Regions from separate parts of the Homo sapiens genome. Here region 2 is linked to region 1. A link is an interaction called in ENCODE POLR2A ChIA-PET data of the cell type or tissue named here. Cell type or tissue: OCI-LY7. All regions are shown on one strand. Region 1 holds the start of LOC107986415 (a long non-coding RNA gene). Region 2 overlaps SLC38A9 (solute carrier family 38 member 9).

Evidence for each region. Peaks named below come from ENCODE experiments on the same cell type or tissue, not always from the same donor. Only the 100,000 strongest peaks of a DNase experiment are listed, where the experiment ranks them.
Region 2: POLR2A ChIA-PET joins it to region 1 with 11 read pairs; 4 of 35 experiments call an interaction of 5 or more read pairs at or near these places.

The regions. Positions count from the first base shown.
Region 1 is chr5:55,375,654-55,383,653 of GRCh38, reverse strand. It overlaps MTREX (Mtr4 exosome RNA helicase), which reads right to left. Exons shown (of 27, transcript NM_015360.5): 17 at 5,168-5,340; 18 at 4,459-4,527. LOC107986415 (a long non-coding RNA gene) reads right to left here and starts at 5,902. Exons shown (of 2, transcript XR_001742668.2): 1 at 5,660-5,902; 2 at 5,446-5,563. In OCI-LY7, no CTCF peak of the experiment used is centred here; no DNase peak of the experiment used is centred here.
Region 2 is chr5:55,652,341-55,660,340 of GRCh38, reverse strand. SLC38A9 (solute carrier family 38 member 9) reads left to right here. Exons shown (of 16, transcript NM_173514.4): 9 at 3,567-3,626; 10 at 7,618-7,812. Among named protein-coding and RNA genes, the nearest start is that of SLC38A9, 56 kb to the left of the region's middle. In OCI-LY7, no CTCF peak of the experiment used is centred here; no DNase peak of the experiment used is centred here.

The sequences.
Region 1 (8,000 bases):
CTATGCAGATACATTTATCATAATAAAAATGTGGAAAGCCAAATCAAAAAGAGAAAATCTTAAAGCAGCAAGAGAAAAAAAGATTAATCTCTTACAAGGGAACTTCAACAAGACTAACAGCAAAAACTTCTCAGCAGAAACAATGGAGGCCAGAAAGCAATGAGTTGACATATTCAAAGAAAAAAACAAACAACTGTTAACCAAGAATCCTATATCCAGCAAAGTTACCTTTCAAAAATGAAGGCAAAATAAAGACATTTTCAGATAGACTAAAAACTGAGAAAATCTGTTTCTGGCAGATCCACCTTACAAGAAACACAAAAAGAAGTTCTGCAGGCTAAAATCAAGTAATACTAGACATTTATTTTAAACTACATAATAAAATAAAGAACACTGGTAAAGGTAATTATATAATTATAAAAGATAGAAATAAATGTCTTTTTCTCTTCAATGATTTAAAAAGCAGTTGTATAAAACAATATGTATACATTATATTATTGAGCCTGTAACATACCAAAATATAGTATCTTGGCAGTAACAACATAATGGAAGTAGGTGGGAGCAAAACTGTTTAAGGTTAAGGCAGTAACTCCAGGTAGTAACATGAATCCACAGGAACAAATAGAACCAAAAATGATAAATAAGAAGGTTAATATAACAAAAGCTATATATACACACTGGCTTTCCTTTCTTCTATAAGCTTTAAAAGTAATAAAAAGTGGCCAGGCATGGTGGCTCACGCCTATAATCCCAGCACTTTGGGAGGCTGAGGCAGCTGGATTACCTGAGGTTAGGAGTTTGACATCAGTCTGGCCAACATGGTGAAACACTGTCTCTACTAAAAATACAAAAAATTAGCTGGGTGTGGTGGCGTGAGCCTGTAATCCCAGCTACTTGGGAGGCTGAGGCAGGAGAATCACTTGAACCTGGGAGGCGGAGGTTGCCCTGAGCTGAGATTGTGTCACTGCACTCCAGGCTGCCTGGGCGACAGAGTGAGACTTCATCTCAAAAAACAAAAAAACAAAAAAAAACCATAAATGATTTTCAAAAAGTAATAAAAAATTTTCAAAAAGCAATAAAAAGTACATAAAGTATTAATCATAATAATGTATTGCTGGATTTGTAACATTTATAGATGTAATATGTATAACCATAAAAAGAGAGAAAATAGAATAGAGCTATACAGAAATAACACCTCTATATCACACTGGAATTCAGTCAGTGTAAACCTAAAGCTTATTCTAATAATACGTATATGGAAAGCCCCAGCAAACACTAAGAAAATCTCTCTCTCTCGCTATATAAATATACATATATATACATGTACACATACATACATACATGTGTATATATATGAAATCTTTAAAAAATTAAAATGCCACATTAGAAAAAATTCACATGATACAAAAGGAAGCAGTAAAAGAAGAGAAAACAAAGACACAAGACACAGAAAACAAAAATTAAAATGGCAGCTGCAAATCCAACTATATCAGTAATAAAACTCAATGTGAACAGATTAAGCAATCCAAAAAAGGAATAGATTTTCAGATTGGATTAAAAAAAACAAAATCCAACTGCTGTGTATGCTGTGTACAGGAGACACACTTTAAATTTACTGATATAAACAAGACTGAAAATTTAAAAATGGGAAAAAATATTATGCAAAGAATAATCAAAAGAAAGCTCAAATAGCTATGCTGATACAAAACAAAATACATTTTAACAGAGCTTGAAAACACATGAAGCAAAAACTGATAGAAATGAAGGGAAAAATAGATAATACAACAACAATAGTTACGAGACTTCAATACTCCACTTTCAATAATAGATAGACCAACCAGACAGAATGGTCTGCAAAGAAAGAAGTCTAAGACCTGAAGTTCTAAACCAACTAGACCTAAAGGACATCTATAAAACATCCCACCTTAAAGCAGCAGAATACACATTTTTCTCAACTGCACATAGAACATTCTGCAGGACAGACCATGTCAGGCCATTAAGCAAACTTAGAACAATTCAAAACTACTGAAAGAATTCCAAGTACATTCTCGACAAAAACAAAATTAGAAATAATAAAGACAAAAATTTGGGAAATTAACAAGTATGTGAACATTAACACTCTCCTAAATAACCAATGGGTTAAAGAAGAAATCAAAAGGGAAATTAGAAAATACTTTGAGATTAATGAAAATGATAAAATATACTAAAATTTATGGAATACAGCTAAAGCGTCTGTAGAGGGAAATTTATAATTGTAAAACCTCTATAATTGTAAAAGCTCTATTTAAAAAGAAGAGGTATCTCAAGTTAATAACCTAATCTTCTACCTTAACACGTTGAAAAAAGAACAGTAAACTGAACCTGTAGCCAGAAGAAAGAAAATTAAAAAGATGGGGCATAACCTAATGAAATAGAGACAGAAAAATAGAGGGAAAAAAAATCAGTAAAACCAAAAGCTCATTGAGAAGATTAACAAAATTGACAAACTTTACCCAGAAGAAAGATTTAAACTACTAGGTCAGATATGAAAGAGACACTACTAATGACCATACAAAAATAAAAAGGATTATAAAATAATACTACGAATAACTGTATATCAATAAATTACAGACAATCTGAAGAACATGCCATACCAAGTAGAAATTGACTTAGTAATCTCTTAGTAAAGTACCCATAAAGAAGAGCACAGGCCGAAGTGGCCTCATTGCCAAGTTCTACCAAATATTTAAGAAGTTTTGAATGTGATGAAGATATTGGGAAAAAATATTTAATACCAGTTCTTCAAAACCTCTTCCAAAAAATGGAAGAAAAGGGGAACACTTCCTAACTCATTCTATGAGGCCTGCATTACCCTAATACCAAACCCAAACAAAGATGTCACCAAGAAAACAACAAACCAACATCTCCTATGAATACTGGCATGAAAAATCCTCAGTATTTCCTATGAATACGGCATAAAAAATCCTCAAAAACATACTACCAACTGAATCCCGATACATAAAGAAAATAATATATCATGACAAACTGGGATTTATCTCAGAAATCCAGTCATGTTAACATCTGAAAACCAGTTAATGTAATATATCATATCAGAATACAAAATAGAATAAAAAGCAAAAATCACATGATCACCTCAATAGGCACATAAGAAATATTTGACATAATATTTATCTTTCATGAGAAAAACACTCAACACACCAGGAACAGAAAGAAATTTTCTCTATTTCTGGGGGATATGGAAGGACAGGTGAATGACATATGTTTCTTTTTGAGATGATGAAAATGTTCTACAATTGACTGTGGTGATGGTTGCACATATCTGCAAATATACTAAATGTCACTGAGTCATACACCCTAACCGGGAAAATTGTAGAGTGTGTATCATCTCCATAGAACTGTTTAAAAAAAGAAACAGGCCGGGCGTGGTGGCTCATGTCTGTAATCCCAGCACTTTGGGAGGCCGAGGCGGGCAGATCACAAGGTCAGGAGTTCGAGACCATCCTGCCTAACACGGTGAAACCCGTCTCTACTAAAAATACAAAAAAAAAAAATTAGCTGGGCTTGGTGGCAGGCACCTACAGTCCCAGCTGCTCAGGAGGCTGAGGCAGGAGAATGGCATGAAACCGGGAGGCGGAGATTGCAGTGAGCCGAGATCGTGCCACTGTACTCCAGCCTGGGCGACAGAGCGAGACTCCGTCTCAAAAGAAAAAGAAAAAAAATAAACAAAAAATGTAAAACCTAAGGTGAAAGGAATCTACAGCACTTCAGTATAGGTAAAAATATTCTGCCTTAGCAAAATTCTCTTACAAACAAGTTATGGAATGAGTAAACTGGCAAAGGCATGCTAGCTTTTCCATCTTGGGTTACGTAAATGTCCATGAAACCACTGTATTTAGCACTCAATGTCACACTTCCAACTCCACATAAAAAGAGAATTTAATAGCTGTCAGAGAGGCTTAAATAAAGACTACTCTGTCCAGTTAACCTCATCTCCTGCAAGGAAGATCACAGCTACATGAAAACAATGCATGTGTCTCTCTGAGTGTGTGTGTGTGTGTGTGTGTGTGTGTGTGTGTGTGTCAGGGAGATTTGGGGAGTGGAAGGAAAGCACCACCACCATTTAATAGTTTTCTCATGGTTGAGGTGATACACAGAAAATATAAAGGACTGGCTTGGTGCGGTGGCTCACACCTGTAATCCCAGCACTTTGGGAGGCCGAGGCAGGTGGATCACCTGAGGTTAGGAGTTCAAGACCAGCTTGGCCAACATGGCAAAACCCCATCTCTACTAAAAATACAAAAATTAGCCGGGTGTATTCCAAAAATTAATTCCTCATGGCAGAATTTATTACTGCTTCTCTTCAGGTAATATTATTTCTTCTTAGACCGATTTCATAAGCCTTAAAAAACATTTCACTAAAAATTGATATACAATTCTAATTTAAAGATAATAGTTTACCTTAACATTTGACTTTTTTGAGAAATTCACCACTACTCCCCAGCCAAAGTCATCTCCTTCATTCTTTACCTAAAAAGAAAGAAAAGCAAGTAAGCAAGAATCAAATGTATATCTACAAGGCAATTTCAGCCTTTCACACCTACATTCTAGACTAATAAAGCTTTCTGAATTTTCTGATAAAATATCTTTGAAAGAGCACTGCTAAATTTAAGAAACAAGATATCAACCCTGCAGGAAAAAAATCAATGCCAAATTTCATTTTAGAAATTGCCCCTAGGACAGCAATAACAGGAATCTCTCAGTTGGCAAATGAATGCTGAAAATGACAGAATGTTCCAAGGATATAAATCATTTATATCTAATGAATTCATCCAGAACTTAAAATTGCCTTATTTTTCATATAGTTATATGAATAGTTATATGAACAGTTATAGTTAGCATTTCATAACTAGAAATATTTTATATGTTAATTCCAAAACTATCTACTTCAATTTATAGTCCCCAAAACAAAAACCAGTGGTGATTAAAAGGCCTTTGCATAAGCCCCTAAGTTAGTGCCATGTGAAACAGGTAAAATAATATGATTAATATAGATCAACTATTGTAGCAGGAAGCATTTTATCAGAATAAAAAATAAATTAGAATCTTTAACAAAAATATGTTTAAATATTGAATTATTCAAGTATTTTATGAAGAAACAATGACATACCTTTACCAAACGACCTGGTTGTAGAAAAGGTAAGCAGTATTTTGGTTTGTGAATATATTCTTCAATTTCTTTACCCAATTTGGCAAGCTGCTGTCTAATCTTATAATAGATAACCACACTTTCTTCATTGGGAATTACTATTTTATTATACTGTTCTTCTGAATTCTTTACCTCTGTAAATAGAACACATGTACAAAATTAAAAGGTTATACATCTTATTTAAATTATACCCAAGACATAGGATTTTTTCTATTAGGTTGGTGCAAGTGTAGTTGCGGTTTTTGTTTACCTTCCACCTTCCTGTAAGTCTCTATGTGTTCATCTATCCAAAAGCTCCCCAAACCCTGTCCTCTTGTGCCTTTTATGGAGGCTTTATTGGATAGACATGACTGACAACTGCAAAGAAATGTGGTTGGTTACAATCTATTACTAATAGACTGAGTGGGAAAACCCAGCAAGATCTGCCCATTATGATTTTTTTTTTTTTTGCACCTTTCCGTATAGCATTTCTTCCTCCAAGGTATGACTCAGGATCTCTTTTCAAATGAGTGCCTTGTGACCTAAAATCAGACAAGGTAGGTCAGAGAATTTTTTTAGGTCAGTCTCTAAAACAGAAAAGCTGGAGATGATTCCTGCCTTGGGGAGAAAAAGCAGCAGGTGAAAGGAAGGCAGCAGAAGGTCAGAGAGAGAATCTATCTTCTGGGACCTGCTTCTGACCCAACATTATAACAAAAGACTAACAAAGGCTATGGGAGTTATAAACCAGGAACCATGGACAAAAACCAACCAATAAATCACAGGCCACACCCTGGTTTTTTGTTAATATGGAACTCATATTAACAGGATATATAATTTCAAAGATATTGGCATATTATTAGACTTGTATTTAGTCATTAATTAGATCAGTCTACCATTAAATGATATGAATATATCTCTTAGGGTGAGGCCATGCAGGTTTGCAGGCTTTTATTTGATCTTGCCTGGTTTTAAAAGTAGGAGTCATCTTGGCAAATATATAGTTTCATATTTTTAGGCATTTGGTATAATTGAACTAGGATATAACTGTTTTGAGCTTCTTTAGAGGTATTAACTAATATTGGATTTTTAAAATGTGTAATTCCGTTTTTAAAATCCATAGCCTTTTTTCTTCTTTTTTTTTAGAGACGGAGTCTCGCTCTGTCGCCCAGGCTAGAGTGCAGTGGCGTGATCTCGGCTCACTGCAAGATCTGCCTCCCGGGTTCACACCACTCTCCTGCTTCAGCCTCCCGAGTAGCTGGGACTACAGGCGCCCGCTACCATGCCCAGCTAATTTTTGTATTTTTAGTAGGGACGGGTTTCACCATGTTAGCCAGGATGGTCTCGATCTCCTGACCTCATGATCCACCCGCCTCGGCCTCCCAAAGTGCTGGGATTACAGACATGAGCCACCAAGCCCGGCCTTTAGCTTGTTTTTTTTGAGACAGTCTTGGCTCACTGCAACCTCAGCCTCACAGGTTTAAGTGATTCTCCTGCCTCAGCCTCCTGAGTAGCTGAGATTATAGGCGTGCCACACCATGCCCAGCTAATTCTTGTATTTTTAGTAGAGACGGGGGTTTCACCATGTTGGCCAGGCTGGTTTTGAACTCCTGACCTCAAGTGATCCACCTGCCTTGGCCTCCCAAAGTGCTAGAATTACAGGCGTGAGCCACCACACCCGACCTATAAAATCTATAGTTTTTAAATACCCTCCCTTCTTTTTAAAAAAAATCTATGGAAGGGACATCAGAATTGGCCACAATGTTGGTCTAGATTTTAGGCAGCAAGAGTAGCCTAGCACTATGTCCTCCACATTGTATTCTATTTAGATGTGATAAGGTTATACAGGTATAGAACTAGTGCCATTTCATTAATGAAGTGCTACAGCAAATTCTAAAAAGATCTAAGAGATTTGTTTTCACTTTAATCGCTGTTATCATGGGCCTCATTACAGTCACTGCAATGGCCACCACTGCTGGAATGGCATTACACCAATCCATTCAAACGGCTCATTTTGTTAATGATTGGTAAGCCAATTCCACCCAAATGTGGAATTCTCAACAAGGCATCGATCAAAAATTGGCAAATCAATGATTTAAGACAGTCTGTTATTTGGCTTGGAGATCGGGTAATGAGTCTTGAACGTCGCATGCAAATGCAGTGCGATTGGAATACTTTGGATTTCTGCATCACCCCATATTCCTATATGACTGATCATTCATGGGAAATGGTCAAAGGACATCTTCTAGGTAGGGAAGATAATTTATCATTGGACATAACTAAATTAAAGCAACAAATTTTTGAAGCCCCTCAAGCTCACTTATCCATTGTGCCTAGAGCTGAGGCGTTAGATCAGGTGGCAGAAAATCTTTATGGATTAAACTCCACGACTTGGATTAAGTCTACTGGGGGCTCCACTATAGTAAATTTTGGAACTATGTTTCTCTGTTTAATCGGCTTGTTTTTAGTGTGCCAGACCAGTCAAGGAATCCTGTGTCAAAATCGAGAGAACGAACAAGGCTTCATCGCCATGGCACATTTATATAACAAGAAAGGGAGAGATGTTGCGGGAAGACAGGGACCCCAAACGGAGGGACCAGCTGAAGCTGTGGCAGAAGAACGTAGATTGTGAAGATTTCATGGACATTTATTAGTTCCCCAAATTAATACTTTTGTAATTTCTTATGCCTGTCTTTACTGCAATCTCTAAACATAAATTGTAAAGATTTCATGGACACTTATCACTTCCCCAATCAATACCCTTGTGATTTCCTATGCCTGTCTTTACTTTAATCTCTTAATCCTGTCAGCTGAGGAG
Region 2 (8,000 bases), 280 kb before region 1:
TCCAGGCTCAGGTGATCCTCTCACCTCAGCCTCCCGAGTAGCTGAGACTACAGGCAAATACCACCACCATGCCCGGCTAATTTTTATATTTTTTGTAGAGACAGGTTTCGTCATGTTGCCCAGGCTGGTCTTGAACTCCTGAGTTCAAGCAGTCTGCCCGCCTTGGCCTCCCAAAGTGCTGGGATTACAGGCGTGACCCACCGTGCCCTGCCCCTTGAATGTTTATCTTTAATCTAGCAAACTTGCTGAACTCTTACTGATTCTAAAAATTTTGTAGCCGGGCGTGGTGGCTCATGCCTGTAATCCCAGCACTTTGGGAGGCCAAGGCGGGCAGATCACGAGGTCAGGAGACCGAGACCATCTTGGCGAACACGGTGAAACCCTGTCTCTACTAAAAGTACACAAAAATTAGCCGGGCATGGTGGCGGGTGCCTGTAGTCCCAGCTACTTGGGAGGCTGACGCAGGAGAATGGCATGAACCTGGGGGGCGGAGCTTGCAGTGAGCGGAGACCGTGCCACTGCACTCCAGCCTGGGCAACAGAGCTAGACTCTGTCTCAAAAAAAATAAATAAATAAAAAATAAAAATTTTGTAGATGCACTTTGTGTTTCCTTTTTAAATAATCATATCATCTGTGAATTAAAAAAGCTTTCTGTTTGGGCTTAGTGGCTCACGCCTGTAATCTCAGCACTTTGGGAGGCCAAGGCAGGTGGATCACCTGAGGTCAGGAGTTTCAGATCAGCCTGGCCAACATAGTGAAACCCCGTCTCTACTAAAAGTACAAAAATTAGCCAGGCGTGGTGGTGGGCACCTGTAATCACTGCTACTCAGGAGGCTGAGGCAGGAGAATGGCTTGAACCCAGGAGGTGGAGGTTGCAGTGAGCCAAGATCGTGCCACTGCACTCAAGCCTGGGCAACAAGAGTGAGACTCCATCTCAAATCAAAATAAAATAAAAAAAAAAACCTTTCCAGTTTTTTTAATAGTTCATATATGTATACATACATTTATATTTATATACGTATGTAATTATATATACGTACACAGACATATACGTATAAATGTGTATCTATATGTATATATTGATGGTTTTTTTTTTAATGTGAAGTTGCATTGAAGCGGTGCTTGTAGATATCCTTATATTGTTCATAAGGAAATCTTTCTGATGTTTCACAAATATTATGTTTATTGTGGGATATCAGTTGTACCCTTTAATAATTTAAAGACATTCCCGCCTATTGTCTACTTAAGTATTTTTATTAAAGTGGTTGAATTTTATCAAGTATTTATTCTGCATCTCGAGATAATCAAAAGATATGAAGAGACAATCAAGAGATTATCTTAATTAAATTTCCTCCTTTATCAATATGATGAATTAAATGAATACTTTTTGTAAAATTTAAACCATCCTTGTATTGTGGGGTAAACTTAAATAAGTTCATTAGTCATGACATATTTTTCAAATGCCTTACTGGATTGAATTTGCTTTTTTGGAGGGGTAGGAGCTAATATTTGTTTAGATCTTTTGTGTCTTTTCCTAACAAATATTGGCCTATGGTTTTTCTTTTTCATGCTGTCCATGAACCTTGGTGTGTTAGTTTCCCAAGGGTGCAGTAACAAATTACCATAAATATGCTTACAACAACACAGATTTCTTCTTTCATAACTATGGAGACTAGAGATGTGAAATCAAAGGGTGAACAGGGCCCTGGTCCCTCCTAAGGCTCTAAGGAAGAATCCTTCCTTGCCTCTTCCTAACCTTTGTTGGTTGCTGGTGGTCCTTGGCATTCCTTGGCAAGTAGGTACATCACTCCAGTTTCTCCCTCCATCTTCACATGGCCTTCTTCCCTCTGTGTGTCTGTGTCCAAATTTCCCTCTTCCTATAAATTGGGCTGGGCGCGGTGGTTTATGCCTGTAATCCCAGCACTCTGGGAGGCCAAGGCAGGCAGATCACCTGAGGTCAGGAGTTTGAGACCAGCCTGGCCAACATGGTGAAACCCTGTCTCTACTAAAAATACAAAAATTCAGTGGGTGTGGTGGCAGGCACCTGTAATCCCAGCTACTCGGGAGGCTGAGGCAGGAGAATTTCTTGAACCTGGGAGGTGGAGGTTGCAGTCATGCGACTCTACCCCAGCCTGGGTGACAGCAAGATTCTGTCTCAAAAAAATTAAAATAAAATAAAATAAAAGACATCAGTCATTGGCTTTAGGGCCCACCCTAATCTATTATGACCTCATCTTAACTTGATTGTATCTACAAAGACTCTATTTTTAAATAAGGTCACATTCTGAGGTTTCTAGTGGACATAAATTTGGGGTAAGGGGAATGCTATTTAACCCAGTACACTTCGTGTCAAGATTTTACTAGCCTTACTGTAAGTCTTTGGCATCAAGAAATTACACAAAGATTCATAAATTCCAATCTTAAATCATAAACAACCTTTGGAGATATTATAAAAACCCAAAGTACTATACTGTTTCTTTTATTCTATCTTGAGAAACATACGGTGAAGATGAATAATTTAACTATTTAACTTACTTTTATGACCTTAAAACCTAACCCAGCACCTTTTACTATCTTATTCAAGTTTCACAACAAATACTTTTATTAATGCTTACTCAGGTTATAGAAGGTTAATATCAAACAGAATAAAGTAAACCCCCTGAGGCAAGTAAACACATTCTCTGCCTGTTCTCTCTTTCACTGTAGAATGATGAATGCTCAGCCATCTGCATGTGCTTTGTTCTTTGTTACTTCCTTTAGTCTAACTCAGTGGTTCTTATGTAAATAACAATTCGTATATGGCCTTAGATCTATAAAAGTATGTATTGTACTTTGTAAAAAAAAAAAAAACTTTGATTTTCCAGGTAAGATCAGCTGTGTATGAGTGTTGGTTTCCCCTTTTTGCACACTTTAGAACTGTACTCTGTGTGAAATATAACTTTAGTGTGAGGATAAGAGAAAACTTACATACATATCTTTATTCCGGGGCTTTAAACTATCATTAATTCAGTGTTGTGGATAGATTTTTTTGAAATCTTCAATTTACACGTAAAGATTTTCCACAGTGGAACTGTGAAGACACTAACATTATCATGCCCATAAGTGAAGAAAACTATAGAAGGTGAAGCTATGTTAACAGTGAAGTAGTCTTTGTTCAGTGTACTAGATTACTACACAGATATTAAAAGATTTTTATAGGCTGGGCCCGGTGACTGACTTTGGGAGGCCGAGGTGGGTGGATCACGAAGTCAGGAGATCGAGACCATCCTGGCTAACACGGTGAAACCTGTTTCTACTAAAAAAATACAAAAAATTAGCCAGGGGTGGTGGTGGGCGCTTGTAGTCCCAGCTACTCGGGAGGCTGAGGCAGGAGAATGGCGTGAATCTGGGAGGCGGAGCTTGCAGTAAGCCAAGATCGTGCCACTGCACTCTAGCCTGGGCAACAGAGCAAGACTCCGTCTCAAAGAAAGAAAAAAAAAAGATTTTTATAAATAAAAGACCTTAAAGGGTAATAGATTTAGTGTCTTTCATTCAGTGTTAAACTATATTTTTTCCTTTATTTTTAGATTTTATTCATCACATTAATGACACAGACACTATACTGAGTACCAATAATAGCAACCCTGGTAAGTAGTTTGGGATGTTGTTTGTTTCTTTACTCTCCACCTTGCTCCAAAAAGGATTTAAGGTAGAACATGTGACCTTATTTTAGGTAAACGATTAGTAGAAAATTATTATGTTTACTGAGCTGCTACTAAATTGTTGGTAGTGTGTTTAAAAAAAAAAGAACCTCCAAAAAGGCTGTGTTAATGTAACCAAGCAATAGGTTGTATTAATGTGAGCTAGGCAACATTTAGTTCATATTATACAATTCACAATTTTATCTACAGTATCCATATTTGCCTGTGAATAATCAGTATTTTCAAGAATCTATATCACTATTAATTATATCAGATGTCTAGAAGCATAGTTCTCAGTTTAACTTAGTTTTAGAGGTCTATTGTTTTAGTTATTAATATATATGCTATACAAATTTGTAACCTGTAAAAGAATTCATTTTCTAGTAATAAACAGAGGTTAGTAACTAAATATGGAAAAATAAATTGAAGCTTTTTCAATTTATTTATTAATACAACCAAGCAATAGGTTGTATTAATGTGAGCTAGGCAACATTTAGTTCATATTATACAATTCACAATTTTATCTACAGTATCCATATTTGCCTGTGAATAATCAGTATTTTCAAGAACCTATATCACTATTAATTATATCAGATGTCTAGAAGCATAGTTCTCAGTTTAACTTAGTTTTAGAGATCTATTGTTTTAGTTATTAATATATAGGCTATACAAATTTGTAACCTGTAAAAGAAATTAATTTCTTAGAAATTTTTCTTTATTTTTAAAAAATAAACCCTTGTGAGCCAATGAGTTTAATCCAGTATGGCCGTTACAGGGAAAGTGAATATAAACATTAATATAACTTTGGTAACAGTTATGCTGTTAAACTTGAACATCACCTAAAGCTTTATGTATTTAGATTTCAGGGATACTAAACTGATGTCATGTTGATGGAGATGCACATTGATCACTAAGAGGATGATTCATTAAACACATTTATTAAGCCTACTATGTGTCAGGAACTGTTCTAGGCTCTAGGGATATAATAATGAACAGACAAAAGTCCCTCCTCTCATGAAGTTTACATTCCAGTGTTTGCTACTCAGTGTCTTACTTTTCCCCCTAATTAAACCTGTCTTTTGTTAATGCTAGAAAATGAGTGAGTAAAGTACTAGCTTTTATTCCTGTGGACACATACACATATACCTTTGAATTATTATCCTAAAATCTCTTGTGCCCTATTCCTTACTTCAGAATTTTCAAAGGATCAAATAACATCCTTGTATTTAAAGAGAAAATTATTTTACTATACCTATTCTGATATTAATTGATGAAACTAGTTTACTAATATCTAAAGTTAATAGTACTTCTCCAGTAGGGAGTCAGTTCATCATTAGGGTAATAAATATTAATATCACAGTCACATTGATGATTTAGAGAACCCCATCAGCAAAGTCAGTTTATATAGTGATATCTTATATCCAGCACTTCTTGATTTCTCTGCTAATGTTTATTTTGAACAGTGTAGTAAACAATGAGAGTATGAAACAATCCATTTCAGTTAGTGTAAAAAATTTTAGCTGCTGAGCATGGTGGCTCACGCTTTTGATTCTAACACTTTGGGAGGCCGAGGCAGGAGGATTGCTTGAGCCCAGGAGTTTGAGATCAGCCTGGGCAACATAGCAAGACCCTGTCTCTACAAAAAAAAATTTTTAATTAGCTGGCCATAGTGGCGTGCACCTGTAGTCCGAGCTACTCGGGAGGCTGAGGCAAGAGGATCACTTGAGCCTGAGGGGTTGAGGCTACAGTGAGCCATAGTTACGCCACTGCCCTCCAGCCTGAGTGAGTGAGATCCTGTCTCAAAAAAAAAATTACAGCTAACATTTATTGAATGTTAACATTTATTGAATGCCTGTGTGCAGGCATTGCATTAAATGTTTTATAGCAACCTTAAATGGTAGATACTGTCAACACCATTTTCCAGGTGAAGAGACCAGGGAACATAGAAGTTAATTTCATCCAAGGACACCTAAATATTAAGTGGCAGAGTTGGGATTCATTATTCAGTCAATTAACTTCCATCCACAGCCTGTGCTCTTTTTTTTTTTTTTATTTGAGACAAGATCTCTCTCTGCTGCCTAGGCTGGCCTATAGTGGCAATGATCATAGCTCACTGCAACCTGGTACTTCTGGGTTTCAGCAATCCTCCCACCTCCACCTCCCGAGTAGCTGGAACTACATCCCATCCAGCAAAATTTTGTTATTCTTTTAGAGACAGGGTTGCCATGTTTTCTAGGCTAGTCTCAAACTCTTGGCCTCAAGTGATCCTCCTGCCCCAGCCTCCCAAAGTGCTGGGATTAAAGGAATGAGCCACTGCGCCCAGCTGCCATAGCCTGTGCTTTTAACCACTATAATTAGCACAAGAAAATTTCTGTCTAGAGCGTAGAAGAAAAAAAGCACACTAAAATGTTGACTAAGAAGGAGAAAGAAAATTAAATGTTTGGCTTTGTGGCATGCCAAATAATGGATAGAGAATAAAATTAAAAATAGAACTGACAATGAATATTCTTTCTCTTTGACAAATGATGAGCATAAGGGTTACTTAATACGAGTATTTTCTACCTGCATTAAGAGTTCTTTACGAAAAGCTGATTATTAGCAAAAGCTCTACTGTGACATTAGAAACAATGAGAATGGCTGGTACTCTGTCTGATAACAGAAGAAATTGCCACTTGTAGATCAGTATTTAAGAAACATACGTTTAGGCCCAGTGCGGTGGCTCAGGCCTATAATCCCAGCACTTTGGGAGGCCAAGGCGGGCAGATCACGAGGTCAAGAGTTCGTGACCAGCCTGGCCAGCATGGTGAAACCCCGTCTCTACTAAAAATACAAAAATTAGCCGGGCATGGTGGCATGCGCCTGTAATCCTAGCTACTCAGGAGGCTGAGGTAGGAGAATCACTTGACCCCAGGAGGCAGAGGTTGCAGTGAGCCGAGATCGCACCACTGCACTCCAGCCTGGGTGACAGAGCGAGACTCCATCTCAAAAAAAAAAAAGAAACATACATTTTACTGATTTCCCAGTCATCTGGATACCATCTGGACTCTTAGGCTTCTATCAAATATGATCAACTTCCAGAATTATTTTGGATTGTTGGGATTCAAGATTCTTGCATTTTTATCAGTGATTATGATATCATGGCAGCTGTTTCAATGATGTTTGCTTTTTATTCCAAACCCATAGATTTTGTTTGTTGTTAAAAGAAATCTGCTCTTTGGCCTTTTTATGGGTTATTCGTGTGATAAACAGTCACCCTAAATGATATTTTTTATATTATTGTGTAAATAAGACCAAATACCATCCAGCCCAGTATTTTCTCTCTGGCAATGGAACCAAGGGATATTTGGTGGGATATTTTTATAGTTTCCAGTAGAGTTTAAAGATAATATCTCAGGGCTGGGCGCAGTAGCTCACGCCTGTAATGCCAGCACTTTGAGAAGCCAAGGTGGGTGGATCACCTCAGGTCAGGAGTTTGAGACCAGCCTGACCAACATGGTAAAATGCCCTCTCTACTAAAAATACAAAAATTAGCTGGGCATGGTGATGTGTGCCTGTAGTTCCAGCTACTTGGGAGGCTGCAACAAGAGAATCGCTTGAATCCAGGAGGCGGAGGTTGCAGTGAGCCGAGATCACGCCACTGGACTCCAGCCTGGGCGACAGAGCGAGACTCTGTCTCAGAAAATAAATAAATAAAAATAATGATAATATCTCAGAAATTTTAAAGATTCCCTCACCCTTATTTATTTTTAGGTGAAAGAGTCCTAATATTCCTAAAATTAACCCTCTATTTTTTCCAGAAAAGAGAAATTTAGGCTCCTAGGAAGAGTTGAGGTTGGTAGAGCAAGTGTCTGTCTCTAGAGGCAGTCATTTTCTGTTTTTTGTTTTGTTTTGTTTTGTTTTTTGTCATCTTCTTTAATCTGGTGCTTTCCTATTGCAGTGATTTGTCCAAGTGCCGGGAGTGGAGGCCATCCTGACAACAGCTCTATGATTTTCTATGCCAATGACACAGGAGCCCAACAGTTTGAAAAGTGGTGGGATAAGTCCAGGACAGTCCCCTTTTATCTTGTAGGGCTCCTCCTCCCACTGCTCAATTTCAAGTCTCCTTCATTTTTTTCAAAATTTAATATCCTAGGTAAGTAGTAGCACTGAATTATGGAGACTTTGTGTAATAGAATACGTGGTGGAGTCTAGGGAAATATGGTCTGATTGGGGAGTTACCTTCCAAGCCTGTTCATCTGTGTTTAATTTGTTCATTCGTTTTTGTTTTGTTCTTTCTTTCTTTCTTTTTTTTTTTTTTTTTTTTGAGACGGAGTTTCACTG